3 separate regions of the Mus musculus genome follow, and regions 2 and 3 are each linked to region 1. A link is a loop called in an ENCODE intact Hi-C map of the cell type or tissue named here. Cell type or tissue: heart. All regions are shown on one strand. Each heading gives the region's core, and the rest is flanking DNA. Links, peaks and the distances in the headings are about the cores only.

Region 1 (10,261 bases), core at 1,337-9,336:
TCTTTGAAATTTCACTTCTGCCTGTCCTTTATAGTCAGCATAGCTGTTGCTCTCCCAGGGACTTGCATGATACACTGCTGTGAATGCCACCCATGTGTCTGAATCCCCACTTAACCACTTCCTAACTCTAACCTTAATTAACCTCTCTGGGCCCCAGCTTCCTGGTTTGGTCTGTGAAATAACAGGTAGCTTGCAACATTGAGGGTTTGTGAGGCGAACCTCAGACCCAGTTCAGGGAGGGCACTTGGGAAATGTGTTTTCTTACAAAAACTGTAGTGTTTTGTGGGTGCAGGGAGAAAAACTGCTGATAGCAGAACTTTTCTTACTCTGTCCTGAGTTTTCAAGTACAGTTCTCAAAGAATTCACACAGAAGAGCTATACTTGAGATGAAGAAAGAAACATGGAGACCATAGGTGGTAGAGGGGACTGGAGATCCATAAGCCAGAGCTGGGCTCAAAGATGGTTCTGCCAGGACAGGATCTCAGGGAGCAGGGGTGGAGACCAGACCTGTTGAAGGGGCAAGATGTGCGTGTGTGTGCAGGGCACAGATGCTGGGTGGGGAGAACTTGCGTGTCAGGAGTGGTGACTATAGCCCAGGATGGGTGGCTCTTTGGTCCTGCTAGGCCTCAGCCCCTCATCTTTAAAGTCACCACTTCCACTGCCTTTCAGAGCTGCTGGGACAGTTATGTGAGAGTGTGACATAAAATGAACACTGTAGAGGCTCCTTCCTGAGTTGTTACTGAGAGCGAGGATTTAGGGGAGCTTCTATAGAGAGGTGGGCCACAGAAGCTCAGAGGTTTTCAGATTACAGTTTGTCATGGCCTGAGCAGGAAATCAGCTAGGCAGCATCTCCATCAGAACACTGCCGTCCCGCCACATTTGACCGGCTAGAATTCTCTTCAAGAACTAAAAGCAGTATATGTAAGAGAGCCCTTTGAAGTTGTGTAGACTAGGTTTGAATTTTGGTTTCACCTTTGCCTTACGCTGACTGTTCAATTACACTCTCTGAGCTTGAACACATTAACAGGTACCCTCGGATGGCTACTAGAAATGAGCGAAGTGAGATTGTAATGTGAACTCGGTGTCTGGTGCCCACTAAGTGCCCAGTATATGTTAGCTTTCTTTGCTCCTTTGGAGACAGGTTGTTTGTCCAGCAGAGGAGAAAAGACTGGGTTGTCTGTGTTTCAGCTTGATCATTGTCAAAATTTTCTTTCCCTTTTGGGGAGATCTATGGTCCCAAGGGAGTATGAATAGAGTTACGGGAGGGAGGGGAGTGTAGAACTCTGCAGTATTGAACATGGGGTGGGGTGGATACAGCAGACAGAGAGAAGAGAGAGGGTACCACTGTGTGCTATAAGGAAAAGCCAGGCAAAGACATAACTCTCCTATGAGTGAGGAGACAAGCGCTCTCAGCATAGAAACTGTGACCTCAGGTCAAGGCTGTGAGAGATCCTACAGCCAGCCAGGCTTCCTCTGAAAACCTCCAGGAGCTGTGGCCCATCAAGAAAGGAAACAATAGAAAGCAGACATTATTAAAGTGGGAAGATGTTTTAATTATTTTTAGAGCCAAAAAATTGCACCACATAGTCAAGATGTACAACAAATCACCTAAGGTGGGTTCTAGACTTGAGCAAGTACAGGTGGGTGCAGAAGAGCAGCAGCCCAGCACGTGGACCGACAGCAGCTCTGATTTGTGCTGGGACCCGTGTGACGGTGCTTTATGAATCCACAAGGCGACATTTCTAGGTTCCTTAGCAGTCCTGTTGGTGCCTAACCAAGGTTTCTGGCCATCTTGCAATTTCGGGCATCTGAAACAGTATCCCAAATACATGGGGTGATTTCATTGTGTTCTTGCTAGACAAGGTCTAGCTGGGGGTGGGGGGAGGCCTCAGAAAAAAGGGTAAGCATGTTTAACTGCATCAAACTCATGTACTACTGTTTGCTTCAAATAATCTGTAGGTTTGGGGATTTTGTTTTGGTTTTGATTTGTGTTTTTCCTTGAGATGCTCTCCTATGTAACCCTGTCATACTTGGAACTCCGTCCTGCTGCCTCAGCCTTTAAGAGCTAGCTTTGGTGTGTGTATTTGCACATGCTCACTTATTTAAGCCCTTGACATACAGAAGAGAGTTAGGATACAAGGTTTGCTATGTGATGCCAACATTTTAAAAGTTAAATTGATTTTTTTTTTTAAAGTCGAAGTCTCATTTCTTTCTGAGTAGTTTGGAGACATTTAAAATGACTAAGATTCGCCTTAAATCCTTACAAAAGTTAGTTTGGGTCAGATGAAAGAAGTACTTAAGAAATCAAAGATGGTTGTGTTGGCATGTGCCACCTGTAATCCTGGCATCTGGGAGGCTTTGCTGAAAGCTATGACAAGACCTGTCTCAAACAACACAGAAAGTCAATACATCAAATAATATTTTCCATTTGCATACTTAAGGGGTTTAAATGTAATCAGGATATCCGGTTTTATAAACAAATTAATTCAGAGACTTGTAAACTAAATTTAGTTCTTACAGGAAGAACAAGAGCTTGACTCAGCCTCCGAGTAGTTGTTTCTATGAGCAGAAAAGTCATCCCCATGGCCCGAGAGCTCTCAGGAATGGATTCCAGCTGTGTCAGTCTACCTCCCAAGGACACACCCCTGGCAACCAAGAGTGGGTACCACTGTTAGTCAGAGCACAGGGCAGCCAAGAGGGGGGCACCACTGTGAGTCAAAGCACAGGTATTGGCCAATAACTGCTTTAAAGGTCTTCAGAATTGATACCATTTAAGTTAGGAATCCCCATTTAAAGAGGTCTAAAATCAGCCAATCTAACGACATCATGTTCCCTACATGACCAATTTGTGTTCATACCAAGTGCTCAGTTTCCATTTTTTATTATTGGACCTTACCCCCTGGTTTGTTTCCTGTGACATGTGTGACTCGTGTCTATCGTTTCCATAGACACGAGTGAATGGGTGACCCCTGAATTTAAGCTCTCTGAGGTTCCTAATGGCTGATACTGTCTAGCCAGGAAGAGCACAAGCCTTGCACACCTCTCTGCTCTCATTATCTCCAACTAGGCTGATGTTCCAACTCCTCTGGGCTGCGGCTCCCAACCTGTGTAGGAAATGTGAGAGAATCCCTTGCTTACGCTAGTGCTGCTCCAGTCTACGACCAGACAGTTCAGTGGACTTCTGGCCACCTGCCTAGTCTGATTGATGTAGCCTGACTGCTCTGAGAGCTAATAGGCTCTCCTGGTCTACCTGGGTGTCCTGGGCTTCTGAATCCTCTTCCTCGATCGATGTCATCACAGCCCACTGCATTACCTAGTTTAGAAGGCAGACGACTGCAGCTTAGGAGACAGGAAGTGGTTTTGGAAGTGTTTGCTAGACTCCAGTGACCCTTTAAGGGGCAGCTGGTTGAGGGCTTTTCAGTTTGTAGTCGAGGGAGGCCACTGCACAACTGAAAGTAGATCTGCAGAGGTGCAGAGTGGTAGTATGAAATATCAGATGTAGAGACCCTGAAGCCCAGCAGGATATAAAACAGCAGAGATACTCTCAGGAGACCCTGACACTCAGTCAGGAAGGAGGGGGCACCATGGGAAGCCTACAGTCCCCTGAGGTGATGACCGGACACATGCTTTGGGGTGCATAACGAGGGCAGGTGTGATCCCAGGGCAAGAGAAATTTCCAAAGCAACTGACGGGTTCCTCATCATGTCTGTAGATGTGGCAGATACAACTGAACCAAATGGCCATGAGGTTTTAGTGAAGAGCTAGATGCGGTGAAGTTGATTAATGGGTCCACATCAGGCTGAATGGGAAGGAAGTCTCCAGAAGGATACCTTAGAGCTCAGTCTAGGCCTGCGTCCTGTCTGACATGTTTATTGACAGCTGACCGAGGCAGCAGGCTCATCAGATTTGCAGGTGTCGGAGCTAGGAGGTGGGAGGGGCAGCTAAGACTTTGCATGAAAGAGTCAGGATTCAAAAACGATTTCAACAGGCTGGAACACTGGGCTGGAACCAACAAGATTAAATTTAACAGGGATAAATGTAGAGTCCTGCACTTAGGTTAAAACAAAATCAATGGCATAAGTACTGGATGGGGGGCGGGGTGGACCCAGCTTGACAGCGGTTCGCGGAGAAAAGACCTGGGGGGGTTTAGTTGACTGAAAGCTCAATATGAGTCAACGGTGTGATGTGATTACTAAAACCCTAATATAGCCATGTGTAGTATTAACCAACACAACAGCGGGACATCCCTTCCTCCGGGCCGCTGCTGTGTGTCGCTGTGTGCTGGGATGGTCGAGCCACCTCTGGAATACAAGGTTCAATTTTATGATCATTGTTCTGTTTTCTAAGGGTGGGTACAAGTGAAGAAATTCAGTTGATAGGCCACCTGCAGGGCCTGGGCATAGATACTGTCAGAAGCTTGCCAGGGGCTCTGGGGTGCTGGGATTTTTGGAATGGACAGGAGTCTACTCTGATGCCCACAAAGGTGCTGTTAACTGAAGCACTTTGCTGAGATGTGGAAGAGAGGATGTAATTCTGCATTCCCTTACTTCCAATGGGTGGACACGTCACCTTCCCAAAGTCAGGATGAGGAACAGAAGGGAGTCTAGGAGGCAGTGAGGTGGGAGGGGGTCTGTATATCCAGACCTCAAGCACCCTGTTTCCAGTGTGCTCCCTTGGGGCGAGTGGCCCCTGCTGTGGCCACAGCGTGGCGCACTTGCTCCATGCAGGGATCCAGAGCCACTTTGGGTGTTGGAATGGGCAGCACTGTGCTACCCACACTGCCCACTTGGGGGAGCCTGAGAGCCCGCTCTGCACAGGCCAGCTAGGCCTGAGATTTCCTGTGTGACAAAAAGACAAAAGTCTGGAGATGACTCCACAGCCTTACCCCTCCCTGTGGTACCTGCTGGGGCCAAGCTTCCCAATATGAGCTACATTTTCACATGGCCCACCATGCCAGGGGCCACTCTTCTCACAGGAGAGTGTAGAGATCAGGAGCCCCACAGCTGTGGGGTCACGGAAGGCCCCAAATGTCAGTGACAGGTCATGTGACTGGCACTAACTCACCTCAGCTCTGATAGGTCTCAGAGCCTTTAATAGTGGTTGTTCAATAACATGCCACGAAGTTCACAGTCTTACAAGTGAAGAGTCATCGCCTAGGGCAAGGCCTGCAGGAACAGGGTCTCCAGAAACTCGGATTTCTAGTTACATCTGAAGAATCGCTTCGAAGTTCTGGCTAGAACCTAGGAGTCTGAATCCTAGCCAGTTTCCCAGTTGATTCTAATGTGCTCTGACTACATTACCCGAGAGCCCAGCTGGGCACAATGAGGCACTCATGGGTCTGGGCTAGCAAAGAGAACACAAACTTGCTTTCCAGGTAAGCAGGTGAGTCTAAGCATGGGGACAATCTCCCAAAGTTTGAGCCCTGGCAGATGGAAGAGCCACAGAGGAACTTGGATGTAGGCACCCAGAGAGGGGCCACTTGATAGCTGGGCAATGGTACTAGTGTCTGTTGAGTGTAATGAGTTGATGAAAGAAAAGCGGTCAGAATGCATTAGATGAGGAACAGGAAGCAGAACCAGAAGGAAGCGAGGAGTACACTGAAGGACTGAAGAGGAAGGTTTGCCACATCCCGACCGTGCCAGAAGGGCCGGAAAAGGAGATGGCCATGTTCACCAAAGCCCCTGGGGGCAGCCATTCTATGGTTTGTGCGGAGGCATTGAGCCACAAGTACTGACTATTCAGTGTTCTGGATTAAGAGGGGATAAGGATGCTCCTTAAGAGTATCTTGGAGAACTTACCTGGTCACCCTGGGCGTGGAGTGAAGCTGAAGTGTGTGTTCTGGAAGGCTGGCTCACATGAGGAAATTCCAGAAACCTCTTCCGGCTTTGTTGATGGACTCCAGGCAAGGGGAGCCGGTCCCATCTCCTTTGCCCACTGTCAACCAATTTACTCTCCCGAGTTTCTTGTAGGGCTCAGCTCCCAGAAAGGTGAGCACTCCTTCAGCAGTTGCTGAACACGTGGCCATCTGCTGACTGGTGATACCTTCAAGAAACTCTGCAGACTCTCGAAGGGTAACATCCCGGAAAGATGCCTTGATTTTCCAATCATTGATCAACGGGGCTTGCATACGGAGGGAGCTTGCATCCCCTCTAATGATGGATGTCACTCCAGCTGAACCTTAGGAGTGAGTGCCCATACAAATACACAGCCTTGTATACCTGGGAGGATTGCACGCAGCCTGACGTGGGAGATGAGACACATTCTCCACAGAAAGAGGAGGCATGATAGTCGAGTAGAGAAGTTCTGAGAGTCAGTTGGCAAAAGTGTGAGGCAAGCAACACGCCCTACAAAAGAAGGCTGCAGCTGTCAGACCCTCAGCAGCTAAGAGCACTCTCGGCTTTTCCAGGAGAGCTGAGTTTAGTCTCCACACCCACATCAGGTGGTTCACAACCACCTCTGATACCATTTTCTGTATCACTCTCACCCACACACTCACATAAGTAAATCTTGTGGGGTGGAGGGGACGCCTAGGCGGAGGGCAGCTAGAGCTACGCTTACAATGGGTAGGGTTTATTGGAGGAGGTGTTCTGTGTGTGAGCTAACTAACGAAGAGGAAAGAAACACAACAGTATGATGTTCTACGAGAGCAAAATGACAGAAGCGAGGATGAACCTGAGGCCAGGGAGGAGAGCAGTTTGATGGGAGGGGAATCAGAGACCACTGTTGAGGTGGAGTGAGGGAGAAGGGCCCAGAGGGCTGGCACAGACGCTGTATGGCTGGTACCAGAGGAAACTGAGGCCGAATAGGAATGGAGAACACTAGACAGGTGAAAGCACCCAAGAGAGAGATAGTTTAAACACACATACACACACACACACACACACACACACACACACACACACGTGAAAATACCTGAGAATCATTTGCCAAGTAAGTGGGGGTGGAACCATGAGAGTGGAGGACCTTCATGGCCTGGTCTATGGCTCAGTATAGAGCACTTGTCCTGCACACCCAAGGCCCTAGGTTCAATTCCAACCACTACTTAAAAAGAGTAGAGGTCACTGAGACAGAGGGAAGGGAGCAGGAGGTCTGTACACCAAGACTGACTCTGAGAGTTCATTTATTGAGACTCGGGGTCTCACTGTGTAGACCAGACTAGTCTAGAACTCCTAGAGATCTGCCTGCATCTGTCTCCCAACTGCTGAGATTAAAGGTGTGCCTAACCACCACGCTCAGTCCAAGGTCAACTATGAGGGGCCGTTTGGGTGAGCAAAGGACACTGGAATTGGTGACTGAGAAGTCAGCTAGATGGAAGGCAACTGAGAGAGAAGGTGGAGAGAGAGGAGAGACGGTCGCAGGCTACCCTTCCAGAGGTACAGAGGACGGGAGGCAGGTTGGTATTTTGAGAAGGATTAGACAGAAGGAGGGGAAAAAGGTCTGTACTCAGAGGATCTGAATGCTAGAAAGGGGATGGAGGAAACAGGGTGGGGCTGGAAGACATGGAGTTATTAGGTTCAGGTTGGACCCAGGCTTCCATCTCCCAAACCAGTCAATGTTAAGGTCAGCCCTTTCCAGTCAGGCTGCCCAGGCTGGGTGACAGGAGAGGGCAGAGTTGCTGTGAGGAGAATCTAGCTGGGAGTCCCGAGAAGTCTGCCATGTTTGGGGAGAACAAGAGACAGGAGGATGACAGTCGGGCAAGCAAGCGTGGTGGGATGAGATGCCTCACCGGCAGATAGGTGGAGCTAATGTGTGCTGGCTCAGTGGGTAGAGCGGACCAGGAGAGGTGCAGAGAGGCACCCCTGCTCTGTGCTGAGAGCTGTTCTATATTACTAACTCTCAAACACCTGTGAGCCAGATGCCATCTTATCCTGGCCAGTTTACAAATTGGGCAGGTAACGTTCAGAGAGGAAGGTAGCCTGGCCAAGACCACACAGAATCGATATGGGAAGGGTTTCTTCTCTCAACACCTGCATCTGTAGGTGACCCTGGGCAGGCTGCGTAAGCCTTCCATCTCCCCACCTGCAAGGAAAGACGATAGCAGTAGTATCTCCTGTTTTAGGGACTCTCAGGGTTATGACCTCACTTCTGGCCAAATCTAAGGATGTGGAGGCAGGTGGAAGTCCCTGGTAATTAAGAGAGGGCCACAGGGGGAAAGGTATAAAGAGCCATCCGCTGCTGTTCTCAACCAAGGACATTTTTGTTGTCAAAGTTTCCAGAAGGAGCTTTTGAAGGACAGGGACCAGGAGTGTTAGTGATCAGTTCTATTATAGTCGAGATGCTCCTGGGGAGCAGCCAGAAGCTGTTAGCTCCCTGGAAGAGTACCCATCCCAGTTCCTGGGGCTCCTGGGTACATGTCCATATTGACATGAACTTGGGATCCAAGAAGAATGGTACCCAGGGGAGACAGAACAAGACTGACAGCAAGCCAGATAGATCTGAGAAGGCTGGGCTCTCCTCTCTGAGCAGAAGTGGAAAACCCAGGGTTCTAGGTGAGGACTCTTGGGCAGCCAGGGAAGAGGGCAAATTAGAGGGGTGAATCTAGCACCCCTTCAGAGAATAGAACAAACCTGTCTACGATGGCACACGAGCTGGTCTGGGGTCTGGATCAGCGTGTGCAGAGAAGCAACAGTGTGAGAGGCTCAAAGGAGGGTGGCCAGTGTGAGCAGACGGGAATATGGAGCGGTCTGGGCAGATCTATCAGGCTCATGGTGGAAAGGTGTGTGTGTGGGGGGGGGGAGTGGTTCTGAGAGAGATGGGCATTTGAAACTCAAGATGATTACGATGAATTTAAAGTATGAAAGGTTCTCTTGGAGGAGATGTCCGGTGGGGGAACTGGAGCTGCTGGTTGGGAACCAGGACTGAAGTGCCAATTGGGGAGTCAGTCCACATCCATCGGGTACCCCATGTTTAACTCATTGTTGGTATGGGGCCCTCTTGAGGACTCTTCCTATCATGAAGATGCTAGTTGAGTTTGAAGTCCTGCTTGTAGATAGCAGTGGGAGGGCGTGTGTGTGTGTGTGTGTGTGTGTGTGTGTGTGTGTGTGTGTGTTTAGGGGTGCGGGGCACTGAAAACCTTCAGACTGAACCTAGGCTTCTCACAGAGGCTTCTGTGGCTCTAGCACAGCTCCCTGTTGCCAGCCCAGTTGCCGCAGGAGAAGGGCAGAGCATCCAACTGCCCCCAGAGCCCGTGACTTGAGAGAATGGAAGTGTGGTGGCTACAAACAGTGGAGATGAGCCAACAGCCAAAGAGGGGAGGGAGAAAGGCGGGTGAGATGGATGGAGGTTGGGGGCAGAGAAGCTCAGCAAGCAGGACAGAGCTGCAGCCCAGGAGGCAGGCGCTTGAGTGACAGATGCTAAGACTGGAGGAGACAAAAGCAAGAGCCCCCCACCCCCCACCCTAAGCACACTTAAGACCCAGCCTGACTGTGACTTCCTTTGCTGGAGACTCAAGAAACCCAGAGAAAAGCAGCCAGCATCCTGGGGTTCCTGGTACTTCCCTGCCTTTCAGCTTGCTAAGGTTCGTGCATTAAGGGCGTGTCCTGTTGGTCATCATCAGTGGGGGGGGGGGACGACTTTGGCTTTTCAAATAGTTCACAGCTCCCACCCCTTCCCCATCATCCGCAGCTCCTATTCAGGCCCCGATCCCACTTGTTTCTTTTTTTTTAATTATTATTTTTAATTTTATCTAAGCTGTTGCTGCTTTGATCATTGTCCCTTCCAGGAAGTGGTACCCTGCCTCCCTCAACCCATTAGGGCACTGGTCTCTGAGTCTGTCACCAGAGTTAGGAATCTGCATGGGGCTATGAAAACTCCTCCCAGGAAGCGCCCTCCAACTGGGCGCATTCACTGCCTATTGCTCCTTTCCTCTGCTGAGTCTGCAGATGGGGGTCTCCCAAAAGAACCTTGCAGAGAAAAGGCAGCACGGGTTCTGGTCCGTATTTCAACTACTTTTGTTTCCGTTGCATTGCAACGTCCCGGAGGGGAAACTAGAAATAACCCTGTCTACAGGCTCCAAAGCTACTTTTAACTGTAAACCTTCTGTTTAGTTCTGAGTGCATCAACACAGGGACCCCTGACGTTGGAAGGGCTAGGTGTGGTGGAACAGGCCTGGAATCCCAGCAGTTGGGGGCAGGGGGGAAGTGGAGGCTGAAGGATCAAGAGTTCAAGGTCATCTTCAGCAAGCTGTAAGTCAACCTGGCCTACATGAGACTGTACAACAGCAGCAGCAACAACAGCAGAAGTACTAGGCCTGAAGTGTGCT
Region 2 (10,261 bases), core at 1,331-9,330, 310 kb after region 1:
GACCAAACCACTATCCACGTGTTCCACACAGAGCAGGGCCCCTTCCTTTCTGCCCCCTGCCCCTAGCCCTAGATGAATAAAACTCAGGGGGTTAGGGGAGCTATTCATGGAACCAGAGAATGTGTGAGCTGCCCACAGCCCCCTCTCATTAGGGGACCCCCGTCAGGTGGCGCTCATTAACTTCAAGTTGTCTCTTGTTTTAAAACTCTAGTGAGGGGGCAGGGTGGCGGGCACATTGTCTGGCTACTGCCCCAAAGAGATTAGGCACCCAGGGGGAGGGGGCAGGCAAAGGCCCTTTAATTAGTTACTTTGAAAGGTTCCCTGTCCTCTTTCTCTCAGGTCCCCCTCCTAAAACTACCTCCCCCCCCCCCCCACGGCTGGGCCCAGCTTCGAGGGGGGACAGTCTTTTCTGCTTCGTAGAGCTGCCTGGTCACTGGGCTTAAATCCGTAGTCTTTGTTCCTGCCTGGACAATGGGCCCAGGACATCAACCGCAGAGGCCAGAGAAGCAACAGAACCATCCATCCCCTGTAAGGTTGGGCCCGGCGGAGGCTCTGTATCTTGGCACCAGGGCGCAGCAGGGGCTGGACATCGTGGACCCTTTCTTGGCAGACAGGAAAAGGACAGGAGGGACACACACACACTCCTCAGCCTCAAGGCCTAGCCTTGGCACAGAGTAAATAAGACAGCCCTTGGGCCAGGGTCCTTTTACATAAGAATTTTCTTGGGGGGGGTTCCTAGAACCTAGTTTGAGAACAGGGAGGTCCTTTCCTTCCTATAAAACAGAAAGAATGGCTTGAGTCAGGCAGAGCTGGGTTCCAATCTTTCTCCACCATCCCTTAACAAGTAGCTACCCCAGCCTCTATTTTCCTCCCCCATTAAATGGGGGCACGAGAGGCAGACACAGTGGCACACACCAGTCATCTTAGCACACCGGATACTGAGAGGATAGTGAGCTCGAGGCTGGCCTGGAATATATAGTGATTTCCAGGACAACTGGGGCTATATAGTAATAGCCAGTCTCAAACCAAACCAAACCAAACCAATCCAGGGGCTAGGGAGATGGCTCATCGGGTAAAGGCACTAACCACTAAGCTTGACAACCTGATTTTGATCCCCAGAGCCTGTCATGGGCTAGAAGAAGACTGGCTCCTGCAAGTTGTCCTCTGACCTCCACATGTGCACAGTGGCACACACAGAGGCAAACACACAAAATAAATAAATGTATATAAAACAAAAACAGACAAGGGCTTGGGGTGTGGCTCAATCAGTGGAGTGGCTGGCTGCCTAGCATGCGGGAAGCCCAGGTTCCATTGGCAGCAGGGAATAGACCCAGATGTGGTAGACCCAGATGTGGTGGCATATTCCTGAGATCCTTGGACTCAGCAGCTGGAGGGAGGAGGATTAGAAAGTCAAGGTCCTCAGCTACACAGTGCGTTTGAGAGTAGCCTGGGCTACATAAAACCCTGCCTCAAAAACAATGTCAGTAGTAGCAATTTTAAAAGATGTGGAGGAATTTGAGTCTTCCTCTTAGGTCCTGAATAAGCTGTGTAAAGGTGTCTAGCCCAACCACAACATTAATATTGCAAACATGCCATCCATGGTAGGTTTTCCCATGTATGGTTCCTAACAGCCAGAGTCTGACCCCACTCCCTTGGCTTTAAGGGGCAACTTTACGGGACCCATTCTGCTTCTAGGTAGTGGTGGCAAACATGAACTAGACAGACAAAATGCCACATTTGGGAAAGGCTTACAGGACAGGAGTGGCGATGTGACAGTAGGACAAGCTAAGCAGCAGAGGGGTGGATTGAATGAGAGAGGATTTCTGCCTGGTCAGGAGTTGTCCGGGGAGGGGTGAAGCTGAGTAGCAGGAAGAGACGGTGAATTGCCTGGGTCAGCAGATTAATGGTACTAACGAAGTTTCCAAGAGCATGTTGAGTTGGGGGGTCGGGGGCGTCCATGTGGAAAGGCACATGACAGGGGTTGATCAGGCTGTGGATGAAACAGAGAGAGCTTCCCGGGCAGCGGAGGTAGGAAATGCCAAACCCAATTATGGCCCGACCCTTCTGGCCTCCAGATCCCTCCTTCAGAGAGCTGGGAAGAGGCTGTGACCTCTCTCTGTGGGTGTGTGCGCTCCCTGCCGCACGCATGGACACGCCGCTCACGTGGGTAGGTTATGTTGAGTGTGCACGGGGGCAAACCTCTGATAGGAACGAACATAAGGATGTTGTTAGTATTAGTTTGTGTGTCGTCTACACACACACACACACACACACACTTTTGTATCTACATCAGTTGATTCCTCAATGTTGTCCCCATATATCCCCTAAGTGTCTTTGTCTGGCCAGACCATGTGTCACAAGATCAGCCAGGGAACCATGGTGCAAAAAAATGTGAGGAGTGGGGAGTCTCTCCCCCACAAATCTACTCTGGGCTTAGCCCTGGATCAAGCCATTTAGGTGACTAATTCTCTAGGCAGATAACTAGAAATTTATCAGCCTCTGGTTAATGGGAGTGTACCCTACTTTGGGAAAACCCTCCCTTACGGAAATCATCAATTATGCGCTGGTTCCTTTTAACAGCCCAAGTTTGTTGAATGAATAAGTGTGGCGGGCTGGGCACCCGCTCCAGGTTAAAGACTTCACAAAGGATATCAAAGAAGCAGATCAAAGGGTGAACAAACATCCCTTACAGGACCTGGGAAAGCCCTTGGTTAAAAATCAACAGTCGAGAGGCGATTAAACATAAGATAAGGGCCTGAACTCATAACAGCAGCCCAAGAGCAGTGGCCTGCACTCGGGGGTCTTTAGGGGACATGGGGGTGAGATAGTGAACCACAGGCACATGTAGGCTCAGAATTGAACAACTCCCTATCTAGTGGTGTGTGTGTGTGTGTGTGTGTGTGTGTGTGTGTGTGTGTGTGTGCGTGCTATCAGCATTGGAACCTCCAGACACAGAGCAGAATTCACATTCTCTGCTGTGTGCTGAGTGGTGTGTTATTATAGTTATTAGCAATCACGTCTTATCATAAAGTCACTTTTCCTTAAATATGTAAGAAAAAAATGGCTATTCTTCAGAGTGAATTCTAGCCAGCCTATTCTCCTGGGAAATTATTTCCAGTTTTGTAGCACGAGAGAGTAAGACAACACAAGTACATGATCTAAGAGCCCTGGACACCGACAGGAGGCCCTGCTGGAAGTTGATCCATGACACAAGGAGCTCCCAGCATAGTGCTAGGATCCACATGGTGTCCTTTTGTGCGATCAAGCTCCAAAGGAATTACACAGTCCATGTTCCCCTTTGGGGATCCTAGCCCGTTCTCCTTCAACTCCAATCTCACAGATTCAGTCACTGGGGCTCCTGACCCTAAGATGGCTCCCTCTTCCCATGCCCCCCCATAACTACCCTGTGCCCCCACCACAGTGTCCATAAGGGAGACAGTTCCTCTTGGGGCCTGCAAGCTTTTGTTAGCGTTATGTGAGCCGCTAGTGACAAGGGCCCTGAAACCCAACTCGGCCAAACTCATAAAAGGGGTCACTGTCTCTTTAATTAAAGTTCCCTGTTTGGAGGTTAAAGACAAACCCGTTTGATGGTGCAGGTGTGTAGATGTGGGGGTGGGGAAGAAGAGTGGAAAGGGCTGGAGGGAAATGGAATTCTATCCTTGGAGGGGAGCAAGGAGGGGCCTCTGTAGGGGCAGACTGGCTGACTGGCCTGCAAGGTCTGACGGGGGAGCTGAGGGTCCCTGGCATGGAGAGGACCACGAGGGAAGAAACTAAGCAGGAGCAGGGAGCCTAGGGGCCTTGGGGCTGCTGGCTCCGATGCTCCTCAAGCATGCGAGCAGTCCAGGCCCAGAGCCAAGCCTGCGCAGACCGCTTAACTGTGTGCCCTCGGCCACCCCGCCCAACATTATGCCTCGCTGACCACTCCCCTTGCCCACTCTGGGATTTCCCCCCTCTCCCACCCCAAAAGTTCTCCATTAAATGAGGGCCCAGGGCCTAATCCCATCTCCACACAGAAGCAACGTCATCACAGTTTAACATAAAAAGATCAGCTGGTATCGACCCGTAATTTGGACCCACGCCACGCTATTGGCAGGAAGACAGAATAAGTTAGGGTGGCCATGTTTCAAAAATTCTCTGTGTGCACTCAATCACAGCCCAGGGAAGGCGGGCGGGTGCGTAATAACCCAGCCGCACTCTCCATTTCCCCTGTAGATCAATGCTAATACCGGGAGGCCCCGGAAGATGGATGGAACCGACAGGAACCTTGAGATCCCAACACGGGGGCTGGTGCCTCAACCGATAAAGGATTTCATTGCCACTGGGGCAGGGACATCAAAACCCTTGGGGTTGTGAGAGGACAGTCTGGTGGGGGCAAAGAAGCTGGAGAGGGGGCAGCCTCCCCTCACGGTTACTCCATCACGTTCAGGCATGCACACCAGCCCTGGATACACCTTGGCTCCCACAGTGCCAGCCCAAAGCACAGAAACCTTCTTAAGGAGTCCTTGGCTCTGAGGGGGACACTCACACGGGGTCTCAGACTCACTCAAACACAGGCAGATCTGCTGCAGGGAGACACACTCCCTCAGAGGCATCCACTTCTGATAAGGGAGAGACACCAAGATGGCAAATACCCACACAGTACGGCCTTGTCTTCCTTCTCTTTCTTCTATCTCTGCCTTCTTTGTGTTTCCTTCTGATGTTGTTCAGAAAGCTGCTGGTTGATGGGAAATTGGAGACCTTCCTAAGAAGAAAACTGGGAAGACCAAGGCATCTGGACAGACGCTCATATGCTGAGGTGAAGGCAGGGGAGCCAACTCCACCGGACAGCTCCGTTGCAGACCTATTTCCCCACCAATAGAGGTTTGACTGAGTCGTTTCTTCGCCCACTCCTCTCGGCCTCTCTCTACCATTTTAAAAAGTCTCATGTAACTCCAGGCTAGCCTGGAGCTCCCTATGTAGTCCAGGCTGAACTCAAACTTCAGGTGATCCTCCTGCCTCAGCCTCTTGAGTGAAGGGATTATAGGATCATGGGCATAAGTCAACAGTGCCAACTAGAGCAAGAACAGTTCTAAGGCCTTCCAGATCTGAATTTGTCTATGCAGACACAAATACTCAAAACATCAGCCACAAATACAGGTAACCCCAAAGCTGGCATTTTGAGTTTTGTTTGGTTTCTTTTTTTTTTTTTTAATTTAAGTGGTAGACTAAAACATAAACGTTGTACCTATTAATGTGCGGTATTAGTGTTCAGTACATGAATGTGCTGCAAAAAAAAAATGTTTAAATGCATGTTTATTTTCTCAAAAAGTTATCAATTCTATATAATGAAAAAGTGTAAAAAGTGTTCTAGTTTTTAAATGGGCTATATGTACATGTATGTATATATATGTATATGTATATGTATATGTATATGTATATGTATATGTATATGTATATGTATATGTATATATGTATATGTAATTATTATTGGTATTCTCCTTAACCTTTTAGGATGGCCTGAAGACACACATGCATGTGTGAATGTACACACAGAGATACGCACACACACAGTGGGGTAAAGAATACTTTTCCTCAAGCTCCCTACCTTTCCCAGAGCAAGATGCCAAGGAGTCTCAGAAACTCACCTCCACCCCCCCAATCCTCCCAGCCACCCCCACTCCCCATCTGGCTCAAAAAAGTCAGGAGCATGTAAGAGATACAAAGTCAAGAGTTTGGAGAGGGAGAAGTTGAAGCTGAGGTCGGCGCCAATCTCCCTGCTTCCTTCCAGCCTTTGCAGGACAAGAGCCATTTGTATGGCCTGGCACTGACATCTTGTGGCCACCCGTAAGGATTGCAGGCATCTCAATGAGGTACTTGGTCCGGTACAGAGGAGAGCTTGGTCAGGACTACAGGTCCCATCCCTGGAAGCTTTCCCCCATGCTTAGCTGCCAGAAAATACACAGGAGGCTGGCAAGTACCTCCTGGAGATTCAGGTGACAGGTCTGGAGGCTACCATGCGGAAAGGCTTCACTTGATAGCAAAAAGGGCCAGAGAAAGTGGGTGCTTAAGGGAACTTCAATCTATGGCAGAGACAGAACTGTGACCTTCTGTAGCCTCCACCTGACACTGCGCCAGGAGCTGAAGCTGAGCGGGTAGATGTGGCTTTCCCTAGGTAATCTTGCCAGAAAGAAGAGACCCAGCCCTGGCTTCTCCATCCATGTCCACACTGCAGGGGAGTATTTACTCTGCTTTCAACCCTAACCTGTTGCAGAGTGAGACAGGAAGGCATGTCTTCGTCCTGACAGAGCCTCTACCCTTGAGAAACAAGAAGATTCAGCTCCTTGCCAGTGCTTCATCCCTAGGAACAATGGAAGCTGCCAGTTATCACAGCCTTCCATTCAAAGCACTAGTCTGGAAGTCTAAAGGGAAGCTGGCTTCCATCGCCAGCCTAAGGCTGGTGAGAGAGCTGAGGCAGAAAGCTGGAGTCAGTAGGTTCCCTGGAGCCAGCCTCCTCCATTCAGCGGAGATCTAAAGTAGGGACAGAGGTAGCCATGACTGGAGCAAGGTCTGACCAGGGACTCCAGAACCCGTGCCTCCTCCTATTCCCCAGACACACCTACCACCTCTTAAACCAAGTCCCGGGCACCTAAAAAGTAACAAACCACACACGGGCAAAGGCCATGAGTTCCCAGCCGCAGAACCCTGGAGGTGCTGGGGTGATGAGTTTGTTATAAATTACAGACTCATTAAGAGAAGGTGTGAAGGGCTCAGTAACAGCTTTCGGGGGCCATCTTTTCGATTTCTTGTTCAGTTTGTTTATTGCAATTGTTCCTGTCTCATAAGCTTATTGCAAAACCAATAAAAATGATCTATTCCGAGAGGGGAACTGCTCTTTTGACTAGTAAGCTGCCACTTAGTAGTAGACCCCAGCCTTCCCCCTTCCCAATGGCTGCAGCTCTAGCCTGGTTGACCAGCTGTCTCCTGCCGCGGGGTCAGCAGAGGGTGCCAGATTCCTCCTCACCAGAAACTGTGTCCACCTGCCATGAAGCCACCCTAGGCTAGCCTCCGGCCTCCAACCTGGCCCCATCACACCAAGGACTGTGTACCCCAGCCCTCCAGCTCAGCTCAGTTAAAAGGGGATGGGAGGCCAGAACAGGATCCAAGGACAGTCACGGGAGCTTAGAATTTCACGTGGAATTTTGCTGTTTCCACACTGTGCCTCGGTGAACCTGAAGCATGCGTATCCTTGAAAACTAGTGGGATTAGCAGGAAGGCCTGCAGACGTTCCCTAAGGTCAGAAGCCCCAGCTTTGACCTTGACAGAACCAAAGTCATCCAAGTCGAAATTAAGATAACAGAGATAGAAACCCTCAGCTGAGCCAAGCCGTAGTGAAGCACGCCTTTAATCCCAGTTCTCAGGAGGCAGAGGCAGAGGCATCCTGGTCTACAGAGCAAGTTCAGGATACCCAGAGCTACACAGAGAAACACAAACCCTGTCTCAAAAAGAGAAAGCGAGAGAGCGAGAGAGAAGAGAAGAGAAGAGAAGAGAAGAGAAGAGAAGAGAAGAGAAGAGAAGAGAAGAGAAGAGGACCTCTGTCCTAAGGCAATTGGTTTTCCCCATACTCCAGTTTCAGAAATGATATCTGTTGCACTTGGTGACTATAATAGTCTGACACATCCTGGCTTTCCCTGTATTGCTGATGTTACGGTGCGGGGAGTGGGGCAGGATAGAGGAGGCTCAGGGAAAACCTAAAAGATCTGCACAGCCTCACACAGAACTCCACAATGTCAGGTGGGAGACTTGTAAGGTCTTTGTCCCCCATTCTTTTCTGCCTCAAATACAGAACCAAGGTCAGACCTGAAGTGACTTGGCCAAGGTCCCATAGTCAGTGGCAGAGCTAGAAGGGGGACCCAAGGTAACCAGCCTTTGACTCCTGGTTCTTTACAAAACTCTGCTATCTTCTACATCCCGCTTATGTCAAAGAGTATGGTGTCCTTCGCCAAGTCGCTGCAGCCACCACAGCCCCCAGGCTGACCTTCCCTCCCACCAAGGAGGACAAGCTTGTTCTCTCTAGAGCAAGATTGGTCTCTTTCCCCAAGGCCAATGCACTGGCGCTCCCCCAGGGCCTGGAAGAGGGAATACACGTTGGGAGAAGCATTTGAACTTTCTCTTCTACTCCAGGGAGATAGCAGAGGCTGACCATTCTTTATCTATTTGGAGGACAAGGAGTGAAGGGGAGGCAGAGCATCTCAAGGACTTGCTGTATCTTCAGAGAGTCCCAGTAATGTTGTCCCTTGATCGCTGTGAATGTGTTTATACCAAAAACACTTCAAATAACCTTTACTCTGTGTCAGTATTCTTCTAAGCATATTACGGATTCATTTGCTAATTATATTTTATGTAAATGTAAGCTGGGCATGGTGGCACATGTCTGTAATACTATCATATAGGAGGCAGAGGCAGGAGTGTCAGGAGTTCAAGGTATGCCTTAAACTACCTAGGAAGTCCCAGGCCAACCCTGGCCCCATGGCAGAAATAACTAGTATGTGTGCATCAAACCATTCTGTCCCCTGGAACTCAGTGTGTGTGGGCCTGTGAAGGGGGCTGGGGACAGAGGACAATGACAGGCCTCCTATTCTATCACTCTCTAACTTACTCCCTGAGACAGGATCTCTCTCTCTCACTGAGACTAACTGCTGGGCTGGGGGCCAGAAAGCCCCAGTGAGGGCCTGGAGAGCTACCTCAGGAGAGGAGAGTGCTTTCTACTTTTGCAGGGTTCAATTTGCAGCACCCACAAATGTAGTTCAATTTCAGGGGCTCTGATGCCTCTGGGTTGGATGTCTTCACCTGCTTCAGAGTCTTCAGCTGCTCTCCGCAGGCAGGAACATGGTGCATGGTCATCCTCGCAGGCAATCGCTCACACAAGCACACCTCCGCAATCTTCCTGTTTCTTCCCCATACACATACCTGGGGTGCTGGGGTTGCATCGGTGCTATGGGTGGCTTTTTTCCTGTGGGTTCTGCATATTTGAAACCATCAGTCTCCCCAACCCAATCTGGCCCCCTCTTTTAACCTTAGATTCTCTTTGCCTCTTGTTCTTGTGCCTGGAATACATTTGCATCTCTTCCGTGGGTGTTTATTGTCAGTTTGCTTCCTAGACTAAAATATTGACCCTGCAGAGATGGGGTGAGGGAAATTCCCTCTGCCTCCACGTTAGCCTGATGGATAAGAGCCAGAGGGTTTGGCTTTCAGTTCCTGCTCAACCAGATCCTAGCTGTGAGGCCTGGGGCAAGCTGTTTACACTCTGACTCAGTGGGACTAATAACAGTATCTACTTCAGAAGAGTACGAGGCTTTAGTAACTTAATCAAATGATATAGAATTACTTTATAAATTAATATTTAATCTCAATCCTCCTGTCTCAGCCTCCCTACTGATCAGATTTCACAAGAGTGCTCCCCCTCCCCCATGCCTTTGTGAAATTTTTAGACCTCACATGAAAGAATGGGGGGGAGGGGGCTTGAGGCTCCTGGCTGATGACAGCATGAGCTATCCAAGAGGGGGGGTGGGCGCTGAAAGCTGTTGCTCTAACAGGCAAGTAAGAATGTCTCAGGTAATAGCCCTCTCAAGAATGTGTGACATCCTGGGGCTGGAGTGTGAACCTCGACCTCTCTTAGGGCCAGATAAGGCAGATAACTTGTGTTCTGTGGATTTCCTCTCTCGATGCAAAGTGCCCCAGAGAAAGACTGAAGTTCAGAGTTCGTTTTCTGTCCTGCTAAGCCTCCAAAGGCCTGGTGGGAAAATATCTACATAGCAGGCTTTGGAAAGGCACATTCCCACGGCCTGGGAATCTTCTCTTTACAGCCAGTACAAGGACTGGGGGCTTCCTGTGATAGGGAGGAAGATTCTAAACATTCCAAAGAGATATGATGTCCTTTGAGTCAGCACAACTCTTGTTTACCACAATCTGGGTCACCCCTGCCCTTGGCTTCTTTGAAGAGCATGTTTCTGCTTGAGATAGGCAGCCCGGACCACAGATAGCTCCCATACCATCCCTATTTAGAGGCTTTCTGCCGGGCTCTGGGAGCTAGGGGTGAGGGGTGTGGTGCCAAGAACCCACGGCCCCCTGGCTCCCTCCCACACAGCAGCCCGCACTGACATCTCTGAGGCCTTTGATTAAAGAGACAAGTGACTTTGCCCATTCTATTGATCAGAATAAATTACTAGGAACTAATTTATGGGCCTCCCCACGGCCGATGACATGGTGGATTGTGCGCTATTGG
Region 3 (8,000 bases), core at 1-8,000, 450 kb after region 1:
GGGCAGGGTGGGGCACAGACAATGGCCCTTTGTCCCTTGGGAGGAGGTAGAACAGGATGGGCCATTCTCAGGCCAAGGCTTGCATGAGGGGACACATTCTTCTCTAGGACTGCCCATCTTACCGGCCTGACCCCCATACTCCCAAGCCACCTCCTATGACCTGGTCTGAACATGCCCAGTTGGAAGTGTGGAGCGGTCTTGAACCCTGCTATACTTAAGTCGCAGGCCTAGAGAGGCTTAGCGCTTCACGCACCTGTAGATCCCCGCAGAGGAAAGCTGCACCTCCGGGAAAGATCTTCTCTATCTTCACCATGGGCTGCACCTTGGACTCGATGCCCCCAGAGATGCTAATGCCTGGGCAAGATCCAAAGCAGAGTGACTACAGTCTTACCCTAAACCTTGAGCTCCCGGGAGGATCCTAGAATCCCAGCCCCAAGTCCAGTCCCGCCTTCTTCCCATCTCTGGCTTCTGTCTCAAGTCTCAACCTCCAAACAGATTCTCCAACGATATACCTTAGTACTCAGATTCCTTCCCTGGCCCACCAACCTCCCTCAAACCCAAGGAGTCTACCCTGCTTAATAGTGCTCCCAGGACTCACCCAAAGACTGCTTCATCTTGGATAGTGTGATGGTCCTCAGCGCTCCAGTGGAGACATTCCCGACTGCTTCCTCAGCTATCCGACCATTCTCCAAGGGCCCTTGCCTGGCTCCCACTTTGGCCACCTGCCCATCCAGAAGTCGTGGAAGCAGGGGCCTTGCTTTCCGAGGCCTGTGGTAACGCCCGTTGGCTGTGGCAGCAGTGGCGATGGGTGCCGGGGAAGGGGAGCGCCTGCGCCCAGGAGACTTGCCTTGACCTCGGCTGTGGCTGCGACTGCGGCTGCGGCTGCGACTGCGGCTGCAGCTTTGGGCTGGGGTCTGGCTCTGGTTCTGCTGAGTGTCCTCTCTGCTTAGGGGTTCTGTCAGTAGCCAGTTAGGCCTGGGAGGTCGGGGAGCCACAGGAGGTGGCTGGGGAGGAGGTGCGCATGCGCCTCGGCGTAGCGAAAAGGCATCAACTGGCACGTCTTGTAGAGGGGGGATTCCCTTGTGGTGAGGAGCAGAGGCACCGAGGGAGACCTTAAGGACCCCAAGCTTCTCCCTTATCTCTCCGTCTTCATCCTCTGAGCTGTTCACTGGTAGCAGGTAAAAGCCCCCACGGCTATCTGCGGAACATGGTCAAGGCTAACTGGCTTTTCTTGACCATCCCTTGCAGACCCTGCTGCTTACTGTTTCCTGTAGGATGCCCGAGTGTGTGCAAACAAGGTCTAGATTTGCTCAGAGTTAGGTGCCCCATGGTAAAGGGGCACTGGGTCAGGTGGACAAACATGACCTATTATTAATAGTATTTTGTATTGTAATACAGTTCTACTTTGGCAGAGCCAAGAGACCAGATTTAAAAACACGTAGTTTTGAAATGTCCTGTACGGGGATGTGTGAGTAACATGGCCTGGAGGACAGCGCTTTCTTTCCTGACTACAGTCAGTGACCCTGCTCGGAGGCAAGGATGGAAGACCTGTTCTCCCTGTTCCAATGTCCCCAGGGTTGTCCCCTTTCCCCAGGTTATAGGACTCTGACTGACCAGGCACAGGGGTGATGAGGTGACGTTTGGGTGGCGTGTCTTGCCTGGTAGGTCTCAAAGCAGAAGGCCCCACTGGTTGGAGAAGAGAGCAGGTCAGAGGTCAGACACCCCTGCCAGGCTCGCAGATAGCTTTGCCAATGAGCCACCCTCCACTCCCACCCCACCCACAACTAGAGCTCAGGAGCCAGAAGTCCCCGCCCGCCCCCCCAACCCCCCACCCCCGCTGCACACACTGCTGACCTGCCCTGCTCTTAAGAGCCTCAAAAGCCTCCAGCTCCACAGGCATCACCATGCTATCGAAGCGGCCAAGGTCTGTGGGGGCCACCACGCTCCTGGGGAAGGCAGGGATGTGGGGTAAGCAGGGCTTGGTTCTAGGGGGTGCAGTCATGGAGAAGCTTCAGTCCTAGGGTCATTCCGTTCCCCCGGGTCGTACCCCCCCACCCCCAGCCTCTCCCAACCTGATGTCCCTCAGCAACAGCAGCTTCGTGGGCCTGTCTAGGATGGCCAGCAGGGGGCGCACCAGATCCTCCACACCACCCTCATGGACATACTGCATTTAGAGACATCACAGGTCAGACAGCAGCAGCAACTCTAGCTAGAGCTGGGTGTGGGGAAACACCAGGGCACACAGAGACCCTGGAGCCCATCGGCCATCTTCGCTCTAGGACAGAGTCGCCCTATCCAAGGTCCACAAGTTGGTGTGTCAGTGACCTTGTGGATGCATGACCTTGTGAATGCCTGGAGTGATCCACAGATCTGCAACAAGTACCAACATCAATAATGGCATCTGGACAGGCAATTCTAAGCCTTTTACATGCAGTCTTTCACTTCGCGGCCACTCTGAGATGATTCCTGTTTTACAGATGAGGAACCGAAGCTCAGGGAGAATTTGCTCAAAGCCACACAGATAAAGACGTAAAGGAAAAGCAAGAACCCAAGACATCTTCCTATTGCTTGCCCTGGGGCAGGAAAAGAATGTTCAGGTGCTGGACTCCCCCACCTCCACTCCCACCTCTACCCCCACCCCCACCCCCAACGCTTTTGCCCAGGCAGAAGGAATGAATGCGAGCCCAACACTAGGCTGTGGTCCTGGCGGTTCCCACCCTTTGTTCAGGGTTAGAATGGTGATCTTGGCAAGCGGATGGCTCTACAGCCTCTCTAGTCAGTACCCTTCTGCCTGGTACGGCCTGGATGCCACCGGCCGGGATGCCACACCCCTTGGATTCTAGAAAACGAAATACTGGCAGCCAAGTTACTTGGGCAGCACACTGCCCCCTGGTGGTGAAAGGAAGACAACTTCAGAGAGCTCCTTGGATTGTTACCACGTATGGACATAGACACAGAAATAGCTGGCCCTCTGGCCATTAGCATGAATCATCAATAAATATTTAGGAATAAATGAAAAAGTGTGTGTGTCCCTAACCTACACATATGCTTACAGGACTCACATCAACAATACACTACCATATATGTGCATATCCCTAAAGTCCACAAACACAAGATCAGCAGCTGGGTGGCAAAAGAGACACAATGATAAGACCCTCTCCCAGAGCGTCAGGGACTCTGGTGGGAACAGGGACAGATGGCCTCACGTGGCAGTCATCCGTAAGCCACGGACCGCAATGAGACATTATGAGTTTCTGAGAAGGGTGAAGGATCGTAAGCAAGGGACCACTCCGCCAACGCTTCCAGGGTGGACACAAGGGGCAGCACAGAAGCTCTGAGGGCAGGCAGGATAGCGAGGTAACAAAGGTTTCATGTGGCATCAAGGGCTCATGGAGACCCTCCGGCAGGGCTGCACAGGTTGAGAACATGGGACTAGCACCCCCTAAAGCTATGCGGCTCATAATTGACATCAGCTATGTGGTGGCCCTGGAAGATCCCAGAAAAGTTGGGGATGGCAGATTGGGGTGTCACACCAGGTAAGGCCTAGAATGTGGGAGAAAGCAACTTGTACTCTGTTCTGCCTCATGAGGGAAGAATACCTCTGCATCAGTAAGAGAGGTCTTTAAGTTCCTGGCCTGAGGGATGTGGATGGACAGCTCAGGGGAGAGAGAGGAGATTCAGGCATGCCGCCTTAATCACTAGGGAACTTTGCCTCTCTCTCAGACCCGGGCTCTGTTTCAGAGGGTATGGGTGGGGCATTGGGTTGGCTGTGAGCAGTAGGTTCAGCCTACAGGGTAAATAGAACCACAGTGAATGAAGTCCTGGTTTGAAGAAGGCTGGGCAAAGGATGGGTGTGGGAAAAGGGGCTGGTCAAAGATACAGACACAGAGCCCCTCCTAGTGGCCATATCTCGGAGTTGCAGGCTCACCAGAGCTGGAGCACACCGCTCACTTAAAGTTCAGAACTGAGGACAGAATTTAGCTCAGAGCCCATGATAGGGCCCTCCATCTGCATTTCTATTGTAAACCAGATCTTAGGAAAGAGAATGTGTGAATGACCCCATCTTAGCCTTTGAGTGATACTTCATCATATATGGGTACATACATGCATGCTATGCACATACGAACATGTGTGGCATGTCAACACAACACTTCACAGACATGACAGTGTACACATCACAATAACAACACACAGCCCCGTCACAGTCCAGGTAAAGTTAGGAACAAGTGGCTTTCTGAAACTGCCCAGATTGCCCCCCATGTGCAACAGATGCATGGCCCTCCAGGAAACCCACCACAGGACCCTGGGAGTCCTGGAGACAAAATGATAGTAAAGGATTTTACAGTTCTCCTGGAGAGATCAACAGTGCCCCGCAGCCTCCCCAACACTTAGGCTCCAGGGATCCCTCCAAAACTGACTCCCTCTGGTACTGGTCGAAGAGAAAAGAGAGAGAATAGTATGGGTATTGGGGACGGTTGAGATGGGAGCAAAGGCTCACAGACTTGAGAAACAGGAACAGGCCCTTGGCATAAAGCCATGTCTGCTGGCTGTCCCAGGCACACAGCGGGGGAGATGGGAGACAAGACTGGGGGCAGGAGAGAACACAGTCGCTTGCCTACAAGGACATTCCCCTCCTGTTTGTCACCTGATTTCCTCTCCCTTAACTTAAATGTCACCTCCTCTGAGAGGCCTCAGATCTCCTGGGTTACCCACGGCTGCCTTTTCACTGTGCTCTGTAGGACTGGCCACTAGAGGGACTTAGATTCTAGGTATTGTCTCCCTCCTGCCTGAGAGCTTACTGGCCATTGCCCTCCCAGCAACAAGCCCAGGTACTGATCAGTGAACAGTAGTCCGAAATGAAGGCCAGGCCTTGGGCAGAGACTTACCCGGGAGCAGTGGCGAGTGACTGCTAGTACCTCATCGTCTGTCAGCAGCCTCCGGGCCAGGTCCTGAATGAGGGGCCGTCGACTTTCCCAGGCCTGCACCTGCTCATTCACAGTGGGTGCCTGGCCAGAGGGGCTTCCAGACCTGGCGGAGAGCAGGGCCCGGCCCCTCTCCCGGTCTGTAGGGCAGGGGCGAGAGGATGTGACAAAGCTGACAAGAGCTAATAGGGTAGGGTAAGGTAGAGTTTCTCTTGGCGGGGGCGAGGCTCCAAAGAAGCCAGCCAAGAGACTGAATGAACATGCTGGGCAGAATCCCTCTGAGCCCCTGTTCCCAAACATGGCCTTCCCTAACAAACTGCCACCAACAGAGAGCCAACTCCAGCCTCCTTCACTGTCACATTAATCCCCCCCCCAGTTGGAGTATAGACACACTCCCTCACCCCACATCCCTTTGGGGATCCCAACACAAGCCCTCTGTCCAAGTTCTCTGTCCTCCTTATACATTCCAGTAAGCTAGCCAAGTTCTCAGTCTGACTCCCCAGGCTCAGCTCTAAATGAGTGTTGTTCAAAACCGCTAAGCTGACCCCCATCGCTTTACCGTGGGGCCCTTGGGATACTGCCTTTACCTCGTCTTAGTCTCCAGGTGACAAACTTCTGCACAGGCCCCACACTCCCCGCTGTAAGGAAGAAAGAGATTTCAGTTCAGCAGGATCAAGAGTTCCAGTTAGAAGAGGTCAGGGTAGGGACGAGAGCCGTCGAGGGTCTTCAAGGTCATATCCAGCTAGGGACTGACCTTAAAGGCAGTGGGGAGTCGGTGGAGGCCGTGGAAGAGGAGGCAGTATGAACACTGCGTGTGGAGTTTATTTGGCAATGAATGAGGGGAAGAACCCAGGCAACAGCTTGGCGGTGCCTACCTTCAAGAAACAGAGAGGGAAAGAGGAATCGTGGAAGGAGAGAGGCCTGGCCAGAGAAGAAGGCTGAGACCCATGAGAAACCAGCATCCTGGGAACTGAGAGATGAGAAAGCAGACTGAGGAAAGAGGTACCCCTGACTGGAGACCTGTCTCTCCTACTGGCCTGTCACCGGAGGCCTCCAGACACTCAATTTTATTTTTTATTTATTTATTTATTTTTAAGATTTTATTTATTATTATAGTAAGTACACTGTAGCTATCTTCAGACACACCAGAAGAGGGAGTCAGATCTTGTTACGGATGGTTGTGAGCCACCATGTGGTTGCTGGGATTTGAACTTTGGACCTTCGGAAGAGCAGTCGGGTGCTCTTACCCGCTGAGCCATCTCACCAGCCCTAGACACTCAATTTTAAGGTGGAGCAACATCGGGCCTCTCATTCTGTTTGCTTCCACCTACCTACCCAAAGTTCGCTCCCACTTCTGGAAGGAAGCAGCACCCTGCTTGTCTCCTGGGTGACCCCCACCCCACTTCTCACCCCCCACCCCCACCATTCTCATTAGCCCATGCATTCTAACTGGGCTGTGGCCCAGGTGAACTTCGAAATCACCTATCCATCATATCTGGCTCCTGCCTTGCTTTTCTCTTCCACCACAGTCGTTTGTTCAGCATGAGAGAGAAACCCCAGAGGGCCCGGACTGACCCCTGCAGCTGGGACTGTTTAAAAATATTCCTTTAGGCCGGGCGAGGTAGCATATGCCTTTAATCCCAGCAGGAGACAGATGGAGACACATCTGAGAGTTTGAGGCCAGCCTCAAACAAAATGAAACCATGTTTCAAAAACAAACAAACAAAAAAACCAACCAAATAAAAAGCCCCAAATAACAACAACAAAACTTCTCTGCCCCCAGGGTTGCTAAGAGACTGGGGCCATCTCATCTCTAAATTGGCAAAGCCTTCTAAAATAATGGCACAGGCTCTAGGAGGTATGTCTGCTGGTACTGTGTATGCCCTCAGACAGGTAGAAACAGTCACTTGTTGAGCCTGGAGACCTGTGCTTTAAAGCTAGATGGACTTGAGTGTCCATCTGTCCTATGCAATTGTATCAAGGCATCCGTGTTGGCTCTGGTTTCTGAGTCTCAACAGGGTTGACAGGTTTCTTGTGAGGATCCTGAGCTGGGCTGGGTCTAGAACCCAGGGCTAGAGTGCTTGCCTGTCATGTCTGGGGTCCTAAGATTCAATTATCATGACAGGTGGGGGTATGGTGTGTGTGTGTGTGAAAGAGAGAGAGAGCAAGGTGATATGTGATGTATGTGTGGTGTGTGTGTATGTGTGTGTGAGAGAGAGAGAGCAAGGTGATATGCGATGTATGTGTGGTGTGTGTGTGTGAGAGAGAGAGCAAGGTGATATGTGTTGTATGTGTGGTGTGTGTGTATGTGTGTGTGAGAGAGAGAGAGAGAAAGAAAGAGAGAGAGAGCAAGGTGTGATATGTGTTGTATGTGTGGTGTGTGTGGTATATGTGTGTGTTTGTGTGGTGTGAGTGTGTATGGTGTGTGGTGTGGTGTGTGTGTGTGATATGTGTGTAGTGTGGTATGGTGTGGTATGTGTGTGAGTGTGTATGTGTGGTGTGTGTGAATGTGTATGGTGTGTGGTGGTGTGTGTTTGGGTGTGTTATGTGTGTGTGTGGCATGTTTGTATGAGTGTGTGTGCATGCACGAGTGTGCACACATGTCTCCACCTGTGTCCTTCCATCTGAGCTCTGATTGAGAAGTGGCTTTCCTCAGGGACAATTCTAGAACTGCATTGGGCCCATGGAGCTCTGGATGGAGGATGTGAAGCCAGGGTTCCCACCAAAGGTGCCTTCCACTGCCAGCACTGCCAAGAGCACACGACTCCAAGCTGAGCTCACTTCTTGCTGTGCCTTGAGCTTGTCACTTTGCCTTTCTGAGATGGAAGACAACAGTGTGACAGTGGCCACCCCATTTTCAGAGCACCGTCTAGGAGTTAGACACAGTGCTGACTTTTGCTCCCATTTCACTTGGTCCCCATACGCCCAAGGAAGTGGCTTTTACTCCCTGTGAGAGGCAGGGCAGGGTGGAATTTCAACCTGGACCTGCCAGACGGACCCCACACCTACCTTTCTCTAGGTCCAGGCGAGGGCGGACTTTGGTGGGGCTTCTGCTGTCCAGTGTCCAGGCCTCTCTGT

The links. A loop is a pair of places that touch in the nucleus more often than their neighbours do. Peaks named below come from ENCODE experiments on the same cell type or tissue, not always from the same donor. Only the 100,000 strongest peaks of a DNase experiment are listed, where the experiment ranks them.
Region 2: it touches region 1 in a loop (10-fold over the local background); 41 of 42 quality-filtered maps call a loop at or near these places.
Region 3: it touches region 1 in a loop (2.3-fold over the local background); 6 of 42 quality-filtered maps call a loop at or near these places.

Annotation. Positions count from the first base shown.
Region 1 is chr19:44,578,098-44,588,358 of GRCm38, forward strand. No RefSeq gene overlaps it. Among named protein-coding and RNA genes, the nearest start is that of Hif1an, 20 kb to the left of the region's middle. In heart, for the core only: no CTCF peak of the experiment used is centred there; a DNase peak (open chromatin) is centred at 4,784; H3K27me3 peaks cover 4,224 bases.
Region 2 is chr19:44,889,650-44,899,910 of GRCm38, forward strand. No RefSeq gene overlaps it. Among named protein-coding and RNA genes, the nearest start is that of Slf2, 36 kb to the right of the region's middle. In heart, for the core only: CTCF peaks have their summits at 5,822 (motif pointing left) and 6,983 (motif pointing right); a DNase peak (open chromatin) is centred at 5,822; H3K27ac peaks cover 1,188 bases; H3K27me3 peaks cover 4,700 bases.
Region 3 is chr19:45,028,126-45,036,125 of GRCm38, forward strand. It overlaps Pdzd7 (PDZ domain containing 7), which reads right to left. Exons shown (of 16, transcript NM_001195265.1): 8 at 7,932-8,000; 9 at 5,510-5,560; 10 at 4,887-5,062; 11 at 2,073-2,164; 12 at 1,855-1,946; 13 at 1,615-1,686; 14 at 599-1,198; 15 at 254-354. Among named protein-coding and RNA genes, the nearest start is that of Pdzd7, 14 kb to the right of the region's middle. In heart, for the core only: CTCF peaks have their summits at 2,141 (motif pointing right), 2,896 (motif pointing left), 3,900 and 4,743 (motif pointing right); DNase peaks (open chromatin) are centred at 6, 2,126, 2,816, 3,806 and 4 weaker places; H3K4me3 peaks cover 560 bases; H3K27ac peaks cover 955 bases; H3K27me3 peaks cover 855 bases.